2 separate regions of the Mus musculus genome follow, and region 1 is linked to region 2. Evidence: chromatin loops called from intact Hi-C (ENCODE). Cell type or tissue: heart. All regions are shown on one strand. Each heading gives the region's core, and the rest is flanking DNA. Links, peaks and the distances in the headings are about the cores only. Region 1 holds the start of Slc46a3 (solute carrier family 46, member 3). Region 2 has its middle 12 kb from the start of Mtus2.

Evidence for each region. Peaks named below come from ENCODE experiments on the same cell type or tissue, not always from the same donor. Only the 100,000 strongest peaks of a DNase experiment are listed, where the experiment ranks them.
Region 1: it touches region 2 in a loop (2.0-fold over the local background); 2 of 42 quality-filtered maps call a loop at or near these places.

What each region holds. Positions count from the first base shown.
Region 1 is chr5:147,889,526-147,900,526 of GRCm38, reverse strand. Slc46a3 (solute carrier family 46, member 3) reads left to right here and starts at 5,712. Exons shown (of 6, transcript NM_027872.4): 1 at 5,712-6,046; 2 at 6,482-6,694. The coding sequence starts at 6,506. In heart, for the core only: a CTCF peak has its summit at 5,752; DNase peaks (open chromatin) are centred at 4,576, 4,906 and 5,656; H3K4me3 peaks cover 3,001 bases; H3K27ac peaks cover 1,537 bases.
Region 2 is chr5:147,939,338-147,950,338 of GRCm38, reverse strand. No RefSeq gene overlaps it. Among named protein-coding and RNA genes, the nearest start is that of Mtus2, 12 kb to the left of the region's middle. In heart, for the core only: a CTCF peak has its summit at 4,865 (motif pointing right); no DNase peak of the experiment used is centred there.

The DNA of each region.
Region 1 (11,001 bases), core at 1,168-9,167, 50 kb after region 2:
ATTGAGGATTAATGTGAGAGAGCCCAGCTCACTGTGGATGGTTCCATATCTGGGCAGGTGGTCCTGGATTGTGTAAGAAATCCGGCTGAGCAAGCCAAGGCGTGGCAGCCAGTAAGTAGTGTCCCTCCATGACTTCTGTTTCAGTCCCAGCCTCCAAGTTTCTGCCCTGCCCCCTCTCTCTAATGCACTGTCAGCCGTGATGCAAAATGAGCCCTCTCCTCCTCAAGGTGCTTGTGGTCATGGTGTTTATCACAGCAATGGAAAACAAACCAGGACATGGATTTCTAAGGAGCAATTAGGGTTAGGTGAGACAAGGAGACTGAAGACCCCGTCGTGACAATTAGTGACTTTACCAGAGGGAGATCCAAGGTAGCACACATCATCTTGTGTTTAACATGTTTAACACAGCTAACAAGCCTCTCCAGATGCCAAACATGGGCCTAAACTTCCCAGACCTAGAGCCATAAGCCAAAGCAATGGAGCGCGAATTTAAATGGAAGGGAAGATGGGCTAGCCATCCTAATGTGGGAGGCAGTTCTGCAGGCTCCATGTGCAGAATGCAGAGTAGCCCGATTATTTGGGGGTTTGGGAGCCATGGTAATGGAGGTGGGATTTAACTCTGAATTCCATGGCAAACACTGAAGGACCATGCTCCCTTACTGCTTGGAAAATGGGTTAAAGGATTGCGGTTCTTAGATAGGAAAATGCATCAGTGGGTCCCAGGGGAAGCCTGGGACAAGGAGCCCGAGACAGAAGTGAATCATCTAAGACACACACACACACACACACACACACACACACACACACACAGGTGAATTCAGCTCAGCCTGCTAACCTTAAAGTCCCTCCCTCACGTAACCCCATTAAAGACTAGACCAGTGCCTTCAAGGACAAAACACTCTCTCGGAACAGTGGCCTCGTTGTTCTCTGTAAGTCGCTCAAACAATGATCAGGAGAGACAATGATCAGTAGATTCAAACCCAGACCGAATGGAAAACCCACCATGAGGCAGAGCCCCTTCTGGGGGCATCCTGGCCATTGGCCCTGCTGTGTAGATCACAATGAATTCACTAGACAAACACAAGCCAATCAGGACTTCTCCTCTGCTTGGGATGGCCATTCACTCTTTCTCCAGGGCTCCCTTCCTGGAGAGGTAACTCCCCACAGGAATGGGAGCATTGGGGGAGGGGCTTACTAGGTCTAAAGGCTCACTCAGTCCTGCTTGCAAGGAGTCAGGATGCTGATCCTGGCTCCTAGCTTCCCTTTGCTCTGGGGAAGTGAGAACAGAGAACAGGAAGTCTACCGCTCAGGTATGCTGCTGTCAAGAATCAGCAGCTTCAGAGTGGGATGCCCCTGGTTTCTAGCTATGAGCCTGGTTCTGCTTTCTGTTGATCTGTACTTTTCTTAAGGGCCACAAGGTGCTCCAGTGGCATTCGTGGTCTCCTCACTGTACTCCTCCATGTGACAACATAGTCAGGTTGTCACATGCTGGTACCAATTTGTCTTAGTCGGGGTTCCTATTCCTGCACAAAACATCATGACCAAGAAGCAAGTTGGGGAGGAAAGGGTTTATTCAGCTTACACTTCCACGTTGCTATTCATCACCAAAGGAAGTCAGGACTGCAACTCAAGCAGGTCAGGAAGCAGGAGCTGATGCAGAGGCCATGGAGGGATGTTACTTACTGGCTTGCTTCCCCTGGCTTGCTCAGTTTGCTTTCTTATAGAACCCAAGACCACCAGCCCAGGGATGGCACCACCCACCATGGGCCTCCCCCCTTGATCACTAATTGAGAAAATGCCTTACAGCTGGATCTCACGGAGGCATTTCCTCACCTGAAGCTCCTTTCTCTGTGATAACTCCAGCTTGTGTCAAGTTGACACACAAAACCAGCTGGTACAGTGAGAGAGGGAGAAAGGAGTCAGAGAGAGAGAGAGAGGGAGGGAGAGAGAGAGAGAGAGAGAGAGCAGAGAGCAGAGCGAGCAGAGAGAGGAGAAAGAGGCCTAATAGTCCCTTTCATAACAAGCCAGTACTACCTGGCTGTTGCTAGGTAACTGTTGGGTGGAACCTAGGAGGAAGAACAGTGGTTTGAGGAGTGGGGATGGGCAGCCTATTCCAGACAGCCCGGTCACAGGCAGGAGTGAGGGTGGAACCATGGACTGCAGGAAGCAAACTCTCAGAGGAAACTGCAAAGGGCCTCCCAGAGCTCCAAGAAAGCCAGGTCTGGTCCTGAAATCTGAATGGAATCTTTTGATCAGTTTCTAAGCAATGGAGCTTAAGGAAGAGAAGTTAACAAATTTCTCAACTAAATAAACTCAGGTCTCTTTAGGCAAATCATTGACCGAGTCATATGTAGACCTTTGCTGTCTACAATCTGCATTCAAGACAGACCCATAGTACACTCTTATCGGCCCTATGTTGGCCATGTAAGGCTTGGTGTAACTAAGGGGTTGGGTGGGGGTAGGGCAGGGTGCTCTCATCACATCTTAGTCAATTTGATCAGAAATGCAAAGTCACATTCCTTTTGAAAACACAAGCTTTCAGTAGCCATGGTTTCTTTTGCTGTTTTCCTTTAGAGCATGGCCCTATTCTGCACAGTATGTGTGCTTCTGTACTTAGCGTGTCTACTAAGAGGAGGACTCCACACTCCACCACACTCCCCACCATGAGAGAGCTTCTCCCAACTAGCATTGCATAACACCATCCCTCCTATTCTTAGTGTAGACATAGCGTTTGTAGAATCAGCCCGTTTTTTGGTTGTTGTTAAATCATTCATTTGCATTTAATTTGTTTCTGTTTGGGGGGTTAGGGTGGAGTGCAGGCATGCCACAGCACATGTAGAAAGGCTAGAAGACAGATTATAGGAGTCCGTTCTTTTTTTTCCACCATGTGGGCTCCAGGATTTGAACTCAGGTCCTTAGGCTTGGCAGCAAGCGCCTTCACCCGCTGAGCCATCTTGTCAACCATTTAGTCAAGTCTTCTCTCATATGTCTGACATATCAAAATAGTCACAGTAAATAAGACTTAATATGACAAAAAGGAGAATTCAGATATGGGCCACTGACATTAAATGTCACTACTTGGTGACAATTAATAGTACACTCACTAAAATTAAAATTCCTAAGTCAGTGAACTAAAAATGTAGAACTTCACAATTATCCCTAAGGTTCTGCCCTGGAGATTATACTTGTGGACCTGTGGATCCACTTTTTGCACTTAAGCATTTATTTGGTGGTGGTGGTGGTGATGGTGGTTTTGCAACAAGGCCGAAGCTCAGGCTGGCCTTGAACTTGTGAGCCTCCTGGCTAACCACAGATGCCCTGACTTTCTTCTTCATGCTGAAAGGTGGGATAGCAGAACAGCATAGGAGAGCAGGTGCTAATTTGACCCTATAGGTACATGCCTTTTAGAGACCTTTTGCTGCCTATTGATTTCCATGAGAAATATGGCCTGGAACATAGATGGTGTCTCTCCTCTTCTTCCTCCTCCTCCCCTTCCTCCTCCTCCTGAGTACCTGATAGGTTTGCACTTCTCCTCATGTCCCGAGTGACCTGTTCTAGCCAATGGCGTGTGAGAAGTGGCTTTTACCCTCTCTGGGGTGAACCTTTTAGAGCTGGTATCAGCTCCATCAAGTTCCCTTCCCTCTCCCCTTGTGGCAGTGATAGAGTTCAGAAGGACACTCCATCACCTTTGTCCCTGAGTGAACACAACAGGAAGTGAAGTTTCCCGGGACCCAAGGTGGACATGCAGCTCAAGTGACAGTTACTGTCCCACTAGGAGTAGATCACTCTCTAAGATCTTAGTGATCTTGGCCTCCTGGATTTTTATTTGAAAAGCAAACCTCTGAACTGAACACGTCACTCCTTGTGGTTAAGATCGTTAACAAGTGGAGAGATGACTCAGCGATTAAGGGCACTGACTGCTCTTCCAGAGGTCCTGAGTTTAATTCCCAGCAACCACATGGTGGCTCCCAACCATCTGTGATGGGATCTGATGCCCTCTTCTGGTGTGTCTGAAGACAGTGACAGTGTACTCATATACATAAAATAAAAATAAATAAATAAGAAGGAAGAGGAGGAGGGGGAGGAGGAGGAGGGGGAAGGAGGAGGAGGGGGGAAGGAGGAGGAGGGGGAAGGAGGAGGAGGAAGAGGAGGGGGAGAAGAGGAAGAAGAGGAGGAGGAGGAAGAGGAAGAAGAAGAAGAAGAAAGAAGAAGAAGAAGAAGAAGAAGTAAGAAGAAGAAGAAGAAGAAGAAGAAAGAAAGAAAGAAAGAAAGAAAGAAAGAAAGAAGAAGAAGAAGAAGAAGAAGAAGAAGAAGAAGAAGAAGAAGAAGAAAAATTGTCAACAAGAGGTTGGAAATCAATCAAACTCTGTAGATCAGCTAGCAGCAATGTTTGTTATTTTAGGCATATGAAGATTGTACAGTGCTGTGAAACTGTCAAGAGTGCGATGTTGAGAGTTACTTCCTCAATTCTCTCTGTGGCTATCTAGAGTCATCAGATCGCCTTCTCTCCAGTACAGAATATCCTTTTCTGCTAGTCAGCTCCTTTAGCCGCCCTTCCCACTCTGAAGCTGTTCCAGATCTGCCTCGAGAGAGGGTGGTTCAGTGGTTAGGAGCATTGCACCAGTACTCTCATCTGGGCAAAAATAGCCCATAGTCTGGAGTGTTACTCCTTTATCAATAAGGCTCTGGCCCACATCTGACCTTGATCTCTAGATAAGAGTAAGAGGCGCATTTGCAGGATTGTCCCCCACTTCCTGACGCAACCACTCCAGCCTAAGGTCTTCCTTTTTTGGACGGGTCCCCAAATCACAGAACTCTCAGCTTGCTTCTCTTCCTCAGGAAGTAACCCCCTATCAGCTGCAGGTGTGCTCCAGCTGTGCGCGTTGGCGGCCATTAGCGGCGGTCCTACTGTCTAGGGTGTTGCCATGGCTTTGTGAGACTTACTTACATCTTCTCAACAGAGAAAGAGCCGACTTTCAGAGAGATTTAACAATCCCCTCCCCCGCAACTCAGCAGGGGTGGCTGGAGAGAAGCTCACTAATGAAGAACACTTACTGCTCTGGGTTCCGTTTCTACGCTCTCAGGGCAGCTCACAACTGCCTGTAACACAAATTCTAGCACCATTTTCTGACCTCTGCTCGGCGTGGGCATACACATAAAATAAATGACTACGTAAAATGTAGTGAATATTTCGTTTAAATTTTCCCAAGGCCAACAACTCCCCTACTCGGAACTCTTCTCCTCTCATGAACTTTCAGTGTCTTCTCTCTCACATTGCTTGTGCAGACGCTTGCTGGGTCCACCGGAATGCTGCAGTGAACTGCAACCCTAGCGTATGACGTTTCCAACCACTTATTATTATCATCATTATTATCATTATTATTATTATCATTATCTGCTTTGGACAGGAGTCTTGTTATATCGTTGGGCTAGTCTCGAACTCTCGATCCAGATACCTATGACTCCACGGCGCTTCAGCGAAAACCAATAATCCTATCCAGATACGCTTAGCAGAACCTTCGCAGAGCTGCCGGGATCACCCAACTTGCCCAGCAACTCGGGGAGATTCAGCCGCTGAACCTTCGGGGGCGGGTGCAAGAGAATGACACTGCGCTAGACCAATCGCTACGGGGGCGCCGGCCGCCATACCCAATCACAAGCGAGCTAGGGAAGCGGGTGACAGCTCCGGCCGAAGATTGCCAGCTCTTGGCAGAGTGATGATGCTCGGCGGCCGAGTCACCACTAGGGCCCAAAGACCAAGAGTGCGGCGGCGCGGGGAGCGGCGGGGACTGAGTCCAGGGCCAACAGAGTCCGGGAGGTGCGCTTATTTCTCTTTGCCTTCTAACAGGGCTCGAGTGTCCCGTCCCAAGGGACGTCCCCCTGTTGCGGTCTAGCTCCACCTCGCTGCCCCTTCCTTTGGCTCTTCCCAGCTGGCGAACCGTGCTGAAAACCCGGGGGCGCTACGCCCCGCACTGGGTAACGGAGAACACAGTCCCGACTACGGTCCCACCTGTGCCTAGCCTAGCAGGAAAACTGTAACCGTGGGGTGAGTTTTAAAAACGAAAACAGAAACTAAACTCCCCTTCCGATCGGGAGCTGCTTTTTACAAGGCCCTTAACCTGCAGCCAAAATAATAGTAATTACATAACCTCCGGGTCCCCGGGTAACTTCATTGTTTACCTTATGGGAACCGGCCGGTGCTGTTCTGCTCAGCACTGTGAGCATTAGCTAAGCGGAGTCGGGGGCGGAGGTTGACTTAGTCCCTGCTCCTCGGAGAGAACTAGGGTACCCTCTCCCGGCAAGGGCACTCTCTCAGAAATCTGGAACTCTTTTTGCTTGCTAATGTTTGTTTATGACACATTGTTCCAACTTCCCCACTTTTGAGAATTTAGCCTCTGGGATAAAAAATCAACTGATGATTTCTATCCCCCCCCCCCACACTCGCCCCGTTTCTCTCCTCCCGCTTCCCGCTCTGCAATAGACTCGATCTGCCCACTTGAGCAATATGAAGATTTCATTCATAGAGCCCGCCATTCTCCTGAACGCGTTTGCTATGACTCTGACCATCCCGCTGACAGCGCAGTACGTGTACCGGAGGATCTGGGAGGAAACCGGTAACTACACCTTTGCTTCCAATAGCAATGGCTCTGAGTGTGACCAAAACAAAAGCAGCTCCATCTTTGCATTCCGGGAGGTAAGAAATTAAAATTAAAACCTCCCATCCTGGAGTCACAGGGAATGGAAACAGGTTCCAAACCAAAGAGGCTCTCCAAGGTGTGACCACACACACACACACACACACACACACACACACACACACACACTGAAATTAAGCCACCTTCTCTCTGTTCCTATTTCGGTTAATAGTTCCTCTTGACACCTTTAATCTGGCTCTTTCTAACTCTCTAAGGCACCTCCACTCCTGTCCCCAATCCCCACCCACCTTGTGGGACCAACTCTTTTATCCTTAGGAAATCTCACTACAATCTCACCCACTCTTCCTTGGTCTCTTGAATAACAAAAGTCCAGAAAAACTGACCAGAGTCAGCTGCCTCCCATGGGGGCGGGGCAGCAATTGTTGAGGTCTGGAGGCAGCCTTAGATAAGATAAACTGGGCTCCCTGGAGTTGAGTCCTGCATCCACATCTGGGCTGGCGAGTGCTTACTTTAGCTCTCAGTAAAACCGTTTAGCTAGACGTGGTGGGGACTCGCTCGGTTCTGTGTGTATCTGACAAGAGCTTTGTCATCATTCTCATCATTCTTATGAGGCAGGCTCTGTCAAGCAGGATTCAGGAGACGTCAGCTGTTTATCTACAGGGCTGCGTTTGCAAGCTCAGAACTGCGCTCACTTAGGCATATTTGGTGGCAACAAAAGATTGGCCCTGCCTTCACCCGCACAGACAAGAGAGGGTGGAGGCAGCTGCACAGCTGCCTTCCCTGATCGTAGGGTCTCTCTGTACCGGCAAATGAGCCTGGGGTGAGGACCCGCAGAGAGTGCCCATGGGAAGGCCTGAGGCCCCCCGCAGCAGCCCAAAGGTAGCAGGCAGAAGTGGATGGGACAAAGTTCACCTGCATGGCCAAGGCCTGCCCTCACTCATGCCCTCTTGCTGAGGAGAGCTTTCTTGGAATAGAGCATTCCAACCAGCCATGGGGACAGCACAACCATAAAGAGTCATAAGGGCCTCACCAGTGGTTCACTGCCCTCTACAAAGTCTGCTCACGTCTGTAATACAGCACTCAGGAGGCTGGAGGAGGGTTGTGAGTTCAAGATCAACCTGGGCTACCCTGTCTCAAGGTAACAACAACAATAAAGGGGCAGAAGGATGGCTAGATAGATAGACAGACAGACAGATAGGTACATCGATTGATCGTTAGAGGTAGGTAGAGAGACAGACAGACAGACAGATGGAAGAAGCTAAGTACTAGATCACATGACTATGATGTCCAAGGGCCTAGGCTGGATTCCTCAGATCTTAAAAGAAAAATGTTTCAAGATCCATCTTTCCCAGGATTGAGAAGGTTCCAGGAGCTCATCATTTCTGAGATCGAGTCAGGGATTGTTTTCAGCCCTCCCCGAGTACCGGGGCAAGCCCCTTGCTGCAGTATGGGAGGGAAGCTGGAGCCTGGGAGGGAAGTACCTGTTTGTGTTCTACACTGAAGGAAGGCCAGTGTTGGCTTCTCCAGCTCTAGTTGTTGACCAACACCCCACATACACACACACACTGCATAGAGCAGTGTGGTCTCTTTTTGCTTTAAGGCAAACTTCCAATTTGATGTTTCTTTTCCTTTTTTGTTTTCAAATGGACTAACATTCAAGTGACTATGGGGGGGGGGTGTTGTTATGTTTTATTTTGTTTTTTGTTTTCAAGACAGGGTTTCTCTGTGTAGCTGTGGTTGTCCTGGAACTTGCTCTGTAGATCAGGCTGGCCTCAAACACACAGAGATCCACTTGCTTCTGCCTCCCGAGTGCTGGAGTTAAAAGTGTGAGGCACCGCAGCCCAGCCAAGAGACTATTCATACTCTAAGTCTTGTTCCCCAAAGTTGGTGCCCTCAGATCTCGGGTGCTTTCCCTAAGAGTGGGGAAGTAGAAACCACTGCCCCACCACACCCCACCCCACTCCATCCCTATTCCCCTGCCCAACCCTACCTTGCTGGCCACGGCTGGGACAGGACAGGACAGGACATAAAGGGAGACTGACAGCCTCATTTTTGTCTGCATCGCTTCCTTCTGGGCCCTTTCAAGATGCTGTCCTTGCGTGACTTCGCAGAGAATACCGTCCTCCATCTCAGTCTGAAAGCCTGCTCTCCTACTCAGAGCTTCCATTACTAGCAACTGGCTCTGTTGTATGATCTTGGCCCCTCGATTTCCAAATACGGGGCTAGGAGTTTGTATACAGGTCACCTTAAAAAATGAGAGCCGGGTGTGGTGGCACACGCCTCTAATCCCAGCACTCGGGAGGCAGAGGCAGGTGGATTTCTGAGTTTGAGGCCAGCCTGGTCTACAGAGTGAGTTCCAGGACAGCCAGGGATACACAGAGAAACCCTGTCTCAAAAAACAAAAAAATAAAAAATAAGGAGCCAGCCCTGGGAGAGTACTAGAAAAACAAGATTCCTTTCTTATCACCTGGCCCCAAGTGCCATTATGTGTAAAAGGACCTTGTGCATTATGACAGGACATAGTTGTCTGTCTTTCTGGTCAGAGTCTGCATCTCGGTTGCTGTGATAAAATGCTGACCAAAAACAAACTTGGAAGGGGAGAGGGTTTATCTGGTTAGAGCCCATCATGGAGGGAAGAAGGCAAGGCAGGAACCTGAAGCAGAGGCCAGGGGAGAACACTTCTTAATGGCATCCTTCCCATAGCTTGCTCAGCTACCTCTCTTATGCCGTCAGGACCAGCTGCCTAGGAATGGTGCCACCCACAGTGGGCTGGGCCCTCCCTCACAAACAACAATCAAGAAAAATGCACACAGACATGGCCACAGGCCAGTCTGGTGGAGGCAGCTCCTCCTTTGAGGTTCCCTCCTCCAAGCTGACTGTGTGTCAGGCTGACAACTGAAGCAGACTATGACACATCCCAATAACAAATACACCCACAGGTGCCTATGTGCTAGCTAGCATGTGACATATCGAGGTGTAGAAAGAAGAATAGCCTTAACTAAACTTGGAATGGTGGTGCATTGCCTGTAATTCTAGCCCCCAGGAGACAGGCCGGAAGATCATGAGTTCAAAGCTAACCTGGGAAACTTAGTAAGACACTCTATCTCAAAAATCCAAGGGCTGAGGATATAGCTTAACGACAGAGGGCTTACTTGGCATGCACAAAGCCTTGGGTTCAATCTTTGTCACCACCAAATATGTCATAATAAGCCCTATTTATTATTATTGAACATCCCAGCACCAGGGAGAGAGAGAAGCAGAGGGTTACAAGATCAAGACCAACTCGGGCTATATAAGGAGACCTTGTCTCAAAAAACTAAAAATAATTAAAGAATAAATTGAGCTCTCGCACCAATATTCCATATCTTGAGAGACTGTATCTTAAGGGGAAGTCTTATTTCCCAACCCTTTTTTATTAACACATACATACATACATACATACATACGTGTATATGTATGTGTATGTGTGTGTGTGTGTGTGTGTACATGTGTATGTCTTAGTGTTCTATTGCTGTGAACAGACACCATGACCATGGCAACTTTTTTTTTTCAAAGATTTCTTTATTATTATATGTAAGTACATTGTAGCTGTCTTTAGACACACCAGAAGAGGGCATCAGATCTCATTATGGATGGTTGTGAGCCACCATGTGGTTGCTGGGATTTGAAATCAGGACCTTTGGAAGAGCAGTGAGTGAGTGCTCTTAACCACTGAGCCACCTCACCAGCCCCATGGCAACTCTTATAAAGGAAAACATTTAATTGGGGCTGGCTTACAGTTCAGAGATTAAGTTTATTATTGTCACGGTGGGAAGCATGGTGGCACACAGGCAGACATGGTGCTGGAGGAGCTGAGAGTTCTACATCTGGATCAGCAGGCAGCAGGAAGAAGCGTCACTAGGCCAGGTTTGAGCTTCTGAAACCTAGAAGCCCATCCCCACGGACACTCATCCTCCTACAAGGCCACATAAACTAACAAGTGTCTATGGGGGCCATTTTTACTCAAATCACCCCAATATGTGAGTGTGCGCATCCATATTCTTGGGAGCCTAGAGGCCAGAAGTCTCATCTCCGTGCTAATCCCAGGCTTGATCTACACAGGGACCTCACACCATAGTTGATACTTTTGGCTAAGAAGAAAAGAAGTGGGTTCTAGCCATGTTTGATGACTTCTGTAGAGGAAGGAATTTTCTAACCACTTGATAATACCCTTTCCTTGTTAAATAATTACTTCTCATGTAGTAAATTAATAACAGGAGTCATAACAGAGACTGCTTTTCTCAGGTAATTTCTTTTTAAAGAGATGTTCTTATTTTAAGTGTATGGATGTTTTGCCTGCATGTAT
Region 2 (11,001 bases), core at 1,464-9,463:
TGCCACCAGCAACCGGCTACCTGCAAGTAGGCAACCTCTCCTCCTAAGGAACGAAAGCAGAGCCCGGCACACCGCTGCCTCGGGACACACTTCCGAGCTCCGACAGCGTTGCTTGGTGCTTCTCCTCCCAGGGTTCATTGCACGAGATTGTTAAACACTTTCTGTCCATACCTCCTCCCTCCACAGATGGATACTGGATACAGCTCTTTAGCCCCGCCTGGGATTTATCCTTGGTGAAAGGATAAGATGCCTTGCCCGCAAGACCCAGCACAGAGCACTTTGACCAGGTTCTGCCTCCGCGATACACGTTTCCCCTGCAGGTCAGCTTCTCTTTATATCTGAGACGGCTCTGCCTTTGTTTCTGGTGAAAAACCATGCAAAACCTCATAAAACCCTCATCCTAGACATAAGGCAAATCCCCCTAGGCAATTATGCTTGCCACAGCTGAATCACCCGGAAAATAAAAATGGCTACAAGCCTCTGTTGTGTGTGTGGTTTTTTTTTAATGCCATTTGAATTTCAAACACATGAGTCCCTTGCGATTAGGACATTAATTTAAGGCTGTAAGTAAAATACTACCCATCTAGAGGGTGTTTTTTTATATCCTGTTTTATACGCTTATAGTAAAATAAAATTCACTTATTATGGCAAAACCTGTCAGAAACTGTATGTATACATTATAATAATATGTAGCACACAGAGGTCTTCGGAGGAAGCCTGATATATTCAACCTAGTTCTCCTAATGCCTCAGATTCCCTGCTTTTTATTTTATGTTATAGTTTCTAAACACACAAAACAACAACACACATACATATATAAATTTTAAAACATATATATATACATAGATATGAAAATTATTTCTCTTGAGGTCAGTGAACACTGAGAAAAATATTAGGGCATTATGATAGGGGCTGGTTCAATGGTTAAGAGCATTGACTGCTCTTACAGAGGACCTGAGTTCAGTTCCCAGCACCCACATGGTAGCTCACAATCATCTGTAACTCCAGTTCCAGGGGATCTGACGCCCTCTTCTGGCCTCCATGGGTGATACAAGCATACAGTGCGCATAAGATACCTGTGGGTAAAACACACATGCACATAATAGATAGATAGATAGATAGATAGATAGATAGATAGATAGATAGATAGATAGATAGATAGATAAGTTTTAAATGTGTTTTAAAAGTTTCCTTGGGGGGGAGGGGGTTGGGGTTTTGTTTTGTTTTGTTTTGTTTTGTTGTTTTTTTGTGACAGGGTTTCTCTGTGTAGCTCTGGCTGTCCTGGAACTCTCTCTGCAGACCAGGCTGGCCTCAAACTCAGAAACCCTCCTGGCTCTGCCTCCCAAGTGCTAGGATTAAAGGCATGCGCCACCACTGCCCGGCTTAAAAAATTTCTTAATTAGCATGTTGTTGTAACTAGTTCCCAAGCTATACTTTACCTTGTATTTCAATGGTTTCTTAAATTTTACATAATTAGATGTTCATTTTATGAATTAAAGTTGCCTAATTTTTTCGGTCACCATTATATTTTTGAACTTAAAAAACAAAAATCCTTTCTTATCCTGAGATTTCACGACTAATCAATTTCTTCTTCTTTTTCTCTAAAACTTTTAAGATGTGTAATTCTGTAATCTGTCTGGAATAAAAAAAAATGGTAGGTTTAACCATTTGATGTGATATAGATGAGAACTCTAATTCTATTTCCAGTTTGAGGAAAAAAAATGCTCAAGTTGAAAACTCATTAAGCTTAAGTAGGTAGGTACCATTTTATCTAACATGTTTGCTTTTCTCTTTACATCTTTAATTAAATTAGCATAATGATTTCACTACTGCAATTACGTTGTGTTTAACCAAGCTGAAATTAAGTGTTCCTTTCTGTCCAGTTCCTCTAGTGAATTTAAATTTAACAGAGCCTTCTAATAATCCACATTGGTCTTCTTGATGAGTCAAAAGAACGTAGCTTTAAAAAAAATTACCAATTTCTGTTTGATCTTGAAATCCCGTGCTCTGTGCAACCAAGTAGCTGAGGATATACTTCAATTGCTCAATGGTAAAGTGATTTCCTAGGATGGTCAAGGCTCTGCATTTGATCTGGACATTAAAAATAATAATGAAAGGCTGGGCATGGTAATACACACCTTTGATCCAAGCATTCAGAAGGCAGAAGCAGGTGAGTTCTAGGCCAGCCTGGTCTACAAAGCAAGTCTAGGACAGCCAGGGCTACACAGAGAAACCCTGTAGCAAAAAACCACAAATAATAATGAGAGCCGAGCATGGTGGTACACACCTTTAATCCCAGCACTTGTAAGGCAGAGGCCATCTTGGTCTACAGAGTTCCGGAACAGCCAGCGGTACACAGAGAAACACTGTTTTGAAAAAAAGACAATAATAATAATAATCACAATCATAATAGTGAATAAAAACTAGGGTCTGGAGATATGGTTCAGCAGTTAAGAGTGGTTACTGCTCTCTCAGAGGACCCGGGTCTCACAGCCACTTAAAACTGTAGATCCAGAGACTCTGATGCCCTCTTCTGTCCTCCAAGGATACTACATATGTGTGGTGTACATACATGTAGGTAAACACTCACATATAGAAAATTTTTTTTAAATACATATTTTTTTTAAATCTTCTACAAAAAAACAAAAAGACTAGGAGTTGGAGGGTTGGCTTGCTTATTAGGAACATGCACTACTCTTCCGGAAGACTTGGGTTTGCTCCTTAGAATCCACCTCAGGTAGCTCACAGCGTCCTGTAACTTCAGCTCCAGGGAATCTAATACCTCTGGTCCCTGCAGGCACCTGCACCCACGGTCGTACACATGAGTGCCCATGTGAACACGCACACGCACATGTATGCACACACACTTGTCTTAAAGATTAGAAAGACTCTGTGCTCTCCCATGCTGAAGGTCTGTTGGCACAGATGGGGTGCCTTGTATCCTTTGGCAGACCCTTCCCTGATGCTCCTGGGGTGCAATTTGCTGGGAGAGCGCACAGCAGTACAGCTATAGGACTTACACCCCGGTGCGTATTTGCTTACATGTTCCTTCACCCTGTTCGGCTGAGGACACACTTCATTTAATTCTAGTTGGTCAGCAGCCTCCTGGCCCTCAGCACACAGGAGAAGGCCAGTGCATGTTGGTGGGTTGTCAATCAGCTGGCAGTAAGGCTGATCTTATGATGTTAACCTGAGCCACCTAATCGGTGAGCTTTCTCTTTCCGGTGAGGTTCTCTATCCGGAACAGTTTAGGACATGAGCAGTATACGTGAGCAATCAAAGCTTCTACAGTTCTGTTACTCCAGCAGCTGTAGCATATTGTCGTCCTGGTTTGCTTTCTGGTACTGTAATAAACACCATGACCCAAAGCAACTTGGGAAGGAAAGGGTTACTAGTCAAGTCTAGGTTACACTCCATTACTGAGGGAAGCCAAGGCAGGAATCTGGATGCAGGAACTGAAGCAGAAGCCCCCGTTGCTCCTCTGGCTTGCTCAGCTTGCTTCCTTACACAACCCAGGACCACCAGCCCAGGGAGGGCACCGCCCACAGAGGGCAAGGCCCTTCCTCATCGACAGCAATCAGGATAACATGCCCACAGGTATGTCTGTAGGCCAGTCTGATGAAGACAGTGCCTCAGTTGAGATTCTCTCTTATTATGAATGTCTACTTTTATGGCAAGTTGAAATCAAGAGAGAGAGAGAGAGATCAGACATAAGTCCATACCACCGTGCTTGGCATACAGATGGTGTAGACAAAGACTTGAATTGTACAGTTAACACTACTTATGTGTATATATAATGGAATCTCATATTTCACCTTTCATTTATGAATCACCAGTGAGACTATCATGTATATGCAACACACAGCCACATACACTCACCCCACATACATACACATCACATACACTCACCCCACACACAAATGCACACACATACACACACACCACATACATCCCCCCACACACAAATACACACACATACATACACACACCACATATACTCACTCCACACAAAAATATGCTCACACATACACATACCACATACACTCCCCCCACACACAAATACACATACATACACACACCTCACACACAAATGCACACACACCACATATACTCACCCTGCACACAAATGTACACTTATACATACACACACACACCATATTCACCCCACACACACATGCACACACACATACAGACACACACACAATGGGGTAAGAGAACAAAACTCTGCTAATTTCAATGGCATCCCCTCCACCCAATTTTTTTGTTTGTTTGTTTTTGTTTTTTGAGACAGGGTTTCTCTGTATACCCTGGCTGTCCTGGAACTCACTTTGTAGACCAGGCTGGCCTCGAACTCAGAAATCTGCCTGCCTCTGCCTCCCAAGTGCTGGGATTAAAGGCGTGTGCCACCACACCCGGCTTCTTTCTTTTTTTTCCACCCCACCCCACCCGATTTTAATGCACTACTACCCCAAAATCAGGCTACTATAGAAGCAGCAATGTAAAGAGTAAATTATAAATTATTTATGACTTCCAATCATCATGGAAAAATTTCCCAGACTTCGGCAGTCCTGAAGAAGAAACTCTGTGTGTGCATAAATCATGTTCTCAGATGGGGGCTTGAAATTCTTTTTGTTTTGTTTTTCTTTTCCTTTTTCTTTTTTTTTTAAACAAGTCTCACTATGTAGTCCTGACTCTCCTGGAACTTGCTATGTAGACCAGGCTGGTCTCCAACTCAGATATCCACCTGCCTCAGCCTCCCAAGTTCAGAGACTAAAGGAGTGCACCATCATGCCCCCAATGGATTTTTAAATTCTTGACATAACTATTTACTTCAGAGTTAATATCCAGTCTGCCCAGCAGAGGGCAATCAGCCTACAGGACAACGCTGTTACACGGCAGAAAGCTGTGGTCACAAAGTGCAAATCCCATCCCCAAACAAACAAAACCCACATATTCCTTTCTTGTGCAGCCTCTCCGCACCTGGTGCACTTTTACTGCTAGCTCATGTCACACGCATTCTGGCACAGGGATACTGGAATGCTGTCTGCATTTCAGACCCTTGAGGTGCATTGGGAGGAAGGGTGTCTCTGGACATGATCAGTATACAGAATGCCAGTCCTGCCCTACTGGCCTTCCCATCACCCCAGCCACCCCCTTAGATACAGAACAGCATCAGGTGACCCAGACTTAACCTTGGGGGGGTAGCCTGACAGTACGAGGTTCCAAGCTCTGTGCTCAGCCACCATCCTCCCATAGGACCTCCCTCACAGAATGCAAATGCAGCCATCAAGGTATAAAGAATTTCAAGATGCTGGCCTTACAGCCCAAGTGAGACCCAGTGAGAGAACAAAGAGAGCATGAACGGCCCTGGAGCCCTTGCACTCTGTAAGCCTGCCCAGTGCCAGCCTCTCAGAGCTCCTAAGTCTGTAGTGTGCTGATTTCTGCAAGCTTCCTAGATCCTGGAGTTCGGGGATGCTATGGTGCTACCCATAGGCAAAGGCTGGGGATTTCTCAAACAGACCAGTTTGTAACCTCTGCAAGGTACCTCTGGGTTCTTAATCTCCATTAAAGAAAGAATTTAGAGGAAACAGAGGAAGGAATACACTAGGCAAAGAAAGGAGTTGGGGGTGAGGGTCCTCTCAAGGAAGACTCACACCATGGGATGTTTATATAGCTATGCCAAGCAAACCTTACTGGAAGGTAGGATGAATTATTCATAAGCGAAGAAGGAAGCAGGTCCTTACAGGACTAGCCTTGAGGCGTCGTTGGTTGGAATTACACTCTAGTGAGTACAGCCTAATTTTGCAAGTCCCTTGCTCCTTGCCCCAATTTCCCCTCTATTTAAACCTAAAGTTCAAGTCAGAGCCCCAAGTCAGACTAGGAGGCGGGGGGGTATCCACTGAACTCTTTTGTGTATTACACCGCCCACCTTGGGTGCGCTGAATAAATACTTTTCTTTGTCACTCCTCGCCCCTTTAATTGGTATGCTGACATGCATGGCGGAGATGACCTTGTGGGAGCTGGTGGAGCTAGTATGGAAAATGTGTTCTCTCTATTCAGATACACATCTGTTCTAGAGAACAGCGACAGGCCGCTCCCGTGGGTCTCTGCATCCCTGAGCCGTCATACCTCGGGACACCTTGAAGAAAACCATGCTTGGTTTCCTGCGGACCTTCCGTGAACGTTCTTGAAAACGCTCAACGGCGGTGCATCCAGCCCTAGGAAGAGTCACAAGCGGACTGGATTGATGGACAGACGTCTGTCGACACAGTTCTGAAACACTGGCTGTTTAGTTAAGAGAAGCCAGGCAATGGAGACAACAGTACAATCTCATGGGTTCCAGGCAGGGCAGGTAGCAAAAGGATGATGCTTCAGTCCCAGAGTGATAAAAAGCTTGAAAACTGGGTAGTGGGTGCAGCCTCAAATCCGGGAAATCTTTTGTTGTTGTTTTTGCTTAGTTAGTGCTTGTTTGGTTTTTTGTTTGTTTGTTTGTTTGTTTAGTTTGGGGTTGTTTGTTTGTTTGTTTGGAATTGAAACTGGTATAGAACGGGGCGGGGGGATCTTTAGAGAATTTTTTTTAAAAATCAGTTTTAAAAGAGCCAGGGGTGTGTTCGTGCAGCGCTCAGTAGGCAGAGGCAGATAAATCTATGAGTGCAAGGCCAGCTTGGTCTATGTAACAAGCGCCAGACTTATCAGAGCTACACAGTAAGACCCTGTCTCAAAAACAAAGTCAAACAAGCAAAATGAGCCATTGCAACTTCACATACCATTTTCAAACTCCCCCAGCCCCTAATCTGCGATACTTCTGCACCACCAGTGAAGAGTGAGCGCTCTAGCGGCCCCAGGCATGGCGTTCGTTCACGGTGCTGGCAAACCTTACGTTCCCCTCTTCCCTCTCCCTTGTAAACCACAGATTACATTCCTCGCGATAGCCACCAAGGTCTGTTCCTTTATTTGGACACTTCCTTATGCCAGACCCATTCCTACGGTCCAGCTATCAAAGTATTGAAGTCCAGCAATCAAAAGTCCCCATTAGCTGCCCTAATTAACAGAACATAGCACGAATCCTAGCCTAGCCCTGTCTAACTCTAACACACACCTTCCCCTCTTCCCTCTTAAAACCCCATTCAAGGTCATTTGTTGCTATTTTCTGCCTAAGTCAGAAATTGGCCACTTTACTTTTCTTCTCCCAACCCCGCTGTGAAAATAGGTGTTTGGGTGTGGTTTGTGCTTAATCCTGGGTCCGGGAGGGAGCACCTCGCTGTGTGCAGGTCCCTTCTCAGAGTGAGTGGGTCACACTTTCTACTGGTAAAATAAAACATCTTAAAGTCACACAGTGTGCGGTGGCAAAACAAAACAAGAAGTCTGAAAGAGCAGAATCTCAGATGCTTGCTCTCTCTGCACTTTGTGGAGATCACTCCCTGCTGCTACCTGAGCTGCATCATTTTACAGGGGTGGGGTGGAGGGGTGTGGTGGTGGGGTGGGGGCTGGGGTGGGGGATAGGGGGTTGTGGTTGGGACTTTCTACCCCAGCACTTTGTAATTGACTCTGCTTGTTTGCAGAGTTCAGTTGCCATTGAGGACCAGGGGTTGGTTGATTGGTTGGTTTGGTCTGGTTTGGGTTGGTTGGTTGGTTGGTTGGTTGGTTGGTTGGTTGTTTCCTTAATCAGTCCAAGTAGGAGCTGGGCCCCCAGCAGTTGCAAGTGGAATGTGAAAACAGACCGCGGCTGTGGATGCGAACTGTGGAACACCACAATAGACTGACGACGTGGTGGGTCTAAGAACCCGCTGCCTAAGTTATCATTGATCTCTCTAGTTCCAGCCCATCTACTGCAGCCAATGAGGCGCATCTGCATTTCTCTGGGATCTCCAGTACGGTGATCAGTCATGTTCAGTGGGAGACCACACTCTGCATACCTTCAATTTGTGTCTTCCTAATTAAACTACAAACGGGGATTGCGTCTTGACATAAAAAGCTTATGTTTTTATCACTGAGTCCTTCTGCACCTGTTTCATCAGAGTGACTTTTTTTAAAAAGCCCTGACCCTAAGTAGCTGGAAGTAGTAACCTAGACAACAAAGATAACCTTTAGATAATTATCATGTTTCCTAGTTGACAATAGCTGTCACTGTGTCATGACCCTAGTATGTTACAAAAGCCACAAAGATTAGACATTACAGTGGGGCTAGACAACATGTAACAGCTCCTTCCCCTGCATGGCAGCCACCAGTTTGTCATTTCTTCTTTCTTTCTTTCTTTTTTTAATGTTTATTTATTTATTTTATGTACGTCAGTACACTGTAGTTATCTTCAGACAGATGGTTGTGAGCCACCAGGTGGTTGCTGGGAATTGAACTCAGGACCTCTGGAAGAGCAGTCAGTGCTCTTAACTGCTGAGCCATCTCGTCATTTCTTTTCTTTTTTTTTTTTTTTAAAGATTTATTTATTTTTATTATATGTAAGTACACTGTAGCTATCTTCAGACACTCCAGAAGAGGGAGTCAGATCTCATTACGGATGGTTGTGAGCCACCATGTGGTTGCTGGGATTTGAACTTCGGACCTTCGGAAGAGCAGTCGGGTGCTCTTACCCACTGAGCCATCCTCACCAGCCCAATTCTTAATCTTTAAAATGAAAAGGTTCTGCCTGGGGCTGGAGAGATGCCTCAGCACATGCATCAAATCAACCTGAGTCCTCAAAGTCCCAACCAATGGAGCTCAACTCGGCAATGTAAGGCGAACCAATACAAGCATGGGGTTAGCAAAGAATCCCTCATCACGTGCCTTTCACGTGCTGGCTTTAGCAGACCGTCCTCTCTCCTGTGTCTGCTTCAGCCGAATGTTCCTTCAGGAGTCTGCCTTACCTGTGTCCACTTCAGGAAAACACTCCTTCACGTGTTTACCCCAGCAAAACACCATAGAACACAACTGACTCTCCAAAGAACCCTCAAGTTTCCACTTCATAGTGTTGCTCATATGTGTTCCAGGCTAACTTGGGATTGGGTAACCTATCAGGGGTCTCATTCCTGGAAAAAGACTGATTCTCCTCTCTCAGAAGCCATTGATTACCTGTCACTCTTTGTCTAGAGGTGGGGCTTGTGAAATTTCCCCCACCCACGCTGGCACATCGACTGGTGTTGTATTATGCAGGTCTCCTTTAAGTACCCATATTTTAAACCATGTGTGTGTGGTGGTTTGAATATGCTTGGTTTCTATGGCATGATACTGTTAGGAGGTGTGGCCTTGTTGGAGGACATGTGTCACTGTGGGGGTAGATTTGCAGGTCTCCTTATATGCTCAGGCTCCAACAACTGTGGAAGAGAGCTTCCTCCTAGTTATATAAGAATGCCAGTCTTGGGGTTGGGGATTTAGCTCAGTGGTAGACCGCTTGCCTAGCAAACACAAGGCCCTGGGTTCGGCCCTTAGCTCTTCTGGCTGCCTTCTGACTGAGATGTAGAACTCGGCTCCTCCAGCACCATGTCTGGATGCTGCCATGCTTCCCGTCACAACGATAATGGACTGAACCTCTGAACCTGTAAGCCAGCCCCAATGAAATGTTGTCTTTTATAAGAGTTGCCTGGTCATGGTGTCTCTTCACAGCAATAAAACCCAAATTAAGACAGCATGCATTCATGTTTTGCTTGTACATATGTATGTGTACTGCATACACACATGATGCCTAAGGAGACCAGAAGAGGTCACTGGGTCCCCTGGGAGGTTATGAGCCACAATGTGGGTGGTGGGAACCAAGCCCAGACCCTCTGCAGGAGCAACAAGTGCTCTTAATCCCTGAGCTGTCAAACTCTAGCCCCTAGGTGACCATAGTTTTTAAGAGGAGGGACCTGGCTAGAGGAGATACCCGGTAACCAGTCCTTTCCTCCCAGTCTGTTGCTGTCCACCATGAGGTGAGCCACCTCTGCCACTATGGCGTTCTACCTCACCACGGAATTAACGGGGACAAGAACTGTAGACAGAAACCTCCGAGCCCATGAGCCAAGCTAAACTCATCCTCTTTAAGTTATCATTGGTCACAGAGTCCGACGAACCCAGACCGTGAGGGAAGGACAACAGAATTACAATGACATGGCATCCTCTGTGTGGCTCCCTCCTCAGACTGGTGCCTTCTGCTTCGTGGCCCCCTAGTTGGTGCACTGTGAGAGGAAGTCAAAGGCACAAGAGCTTGATGGGCATTGCTCCGCCCACCTGGCCACTCTGCCCCGCCCCTCCCATCCGGGGACTCCGCCCCGGCCCTCCCCTCCCAGTACCAGGTCCTTTGGAGTGTGGATCCTACCTCTCCTCGGGAATGCACCCCCAGCCATTCGGCCCACTGTCCTTGCTTCTTTCTCACTATATTCTTTCTGCATCACACGGCCCTTGGTCAGGATTATGTAGCCTACGACCACCTTTGGAGACAGGGCCTTGAAAGGATGATAAAGGTAAATGAGGCCATGACAGTGGGCAAGCTCTAACCCATGGTGACCTTATAAAAAGAGGAGGTTGGGACACAGTCACACACAAGAGAAGCTAGAACTCTACCAGCCAAGGAGAGAGGGCTGAAGGGAAACCCCTTCCTCACTCCATTTAAGTAAGAGGAGCCAGGATTGCAGCAAACTGCCTGATCTAAGACTGATTGTCAAGGCAGCCTAATCAGGTTCACGCACAGCTACTATGCAATAGGATGGGACAGTACTGTCTTCATTCAGCTATCTTTTATGAATGCAGTTGCTACCCACGGGTCAGGGGGAAGGGGAGAATATATCTGTTGTATGGGTCTGAGGTTCATCTGCCATGGTACAGGCTGCCAACGAAGCCTGTTAAGACCTACAGCCCACTGCAAATAAGAGCCCTGAGCCCCCTGAGTTCTGTAACCACAAGGAAGTGGATTCTACCAACCACCACAAACCCTGGAAGAGATCCAAGTTCCATCTGAGAACCAGCCTGGCTGATGGCCACGGTACAAGCCTGTGGAACAGATCCAGCTAAGCCATGCCTGGACTCCAGAG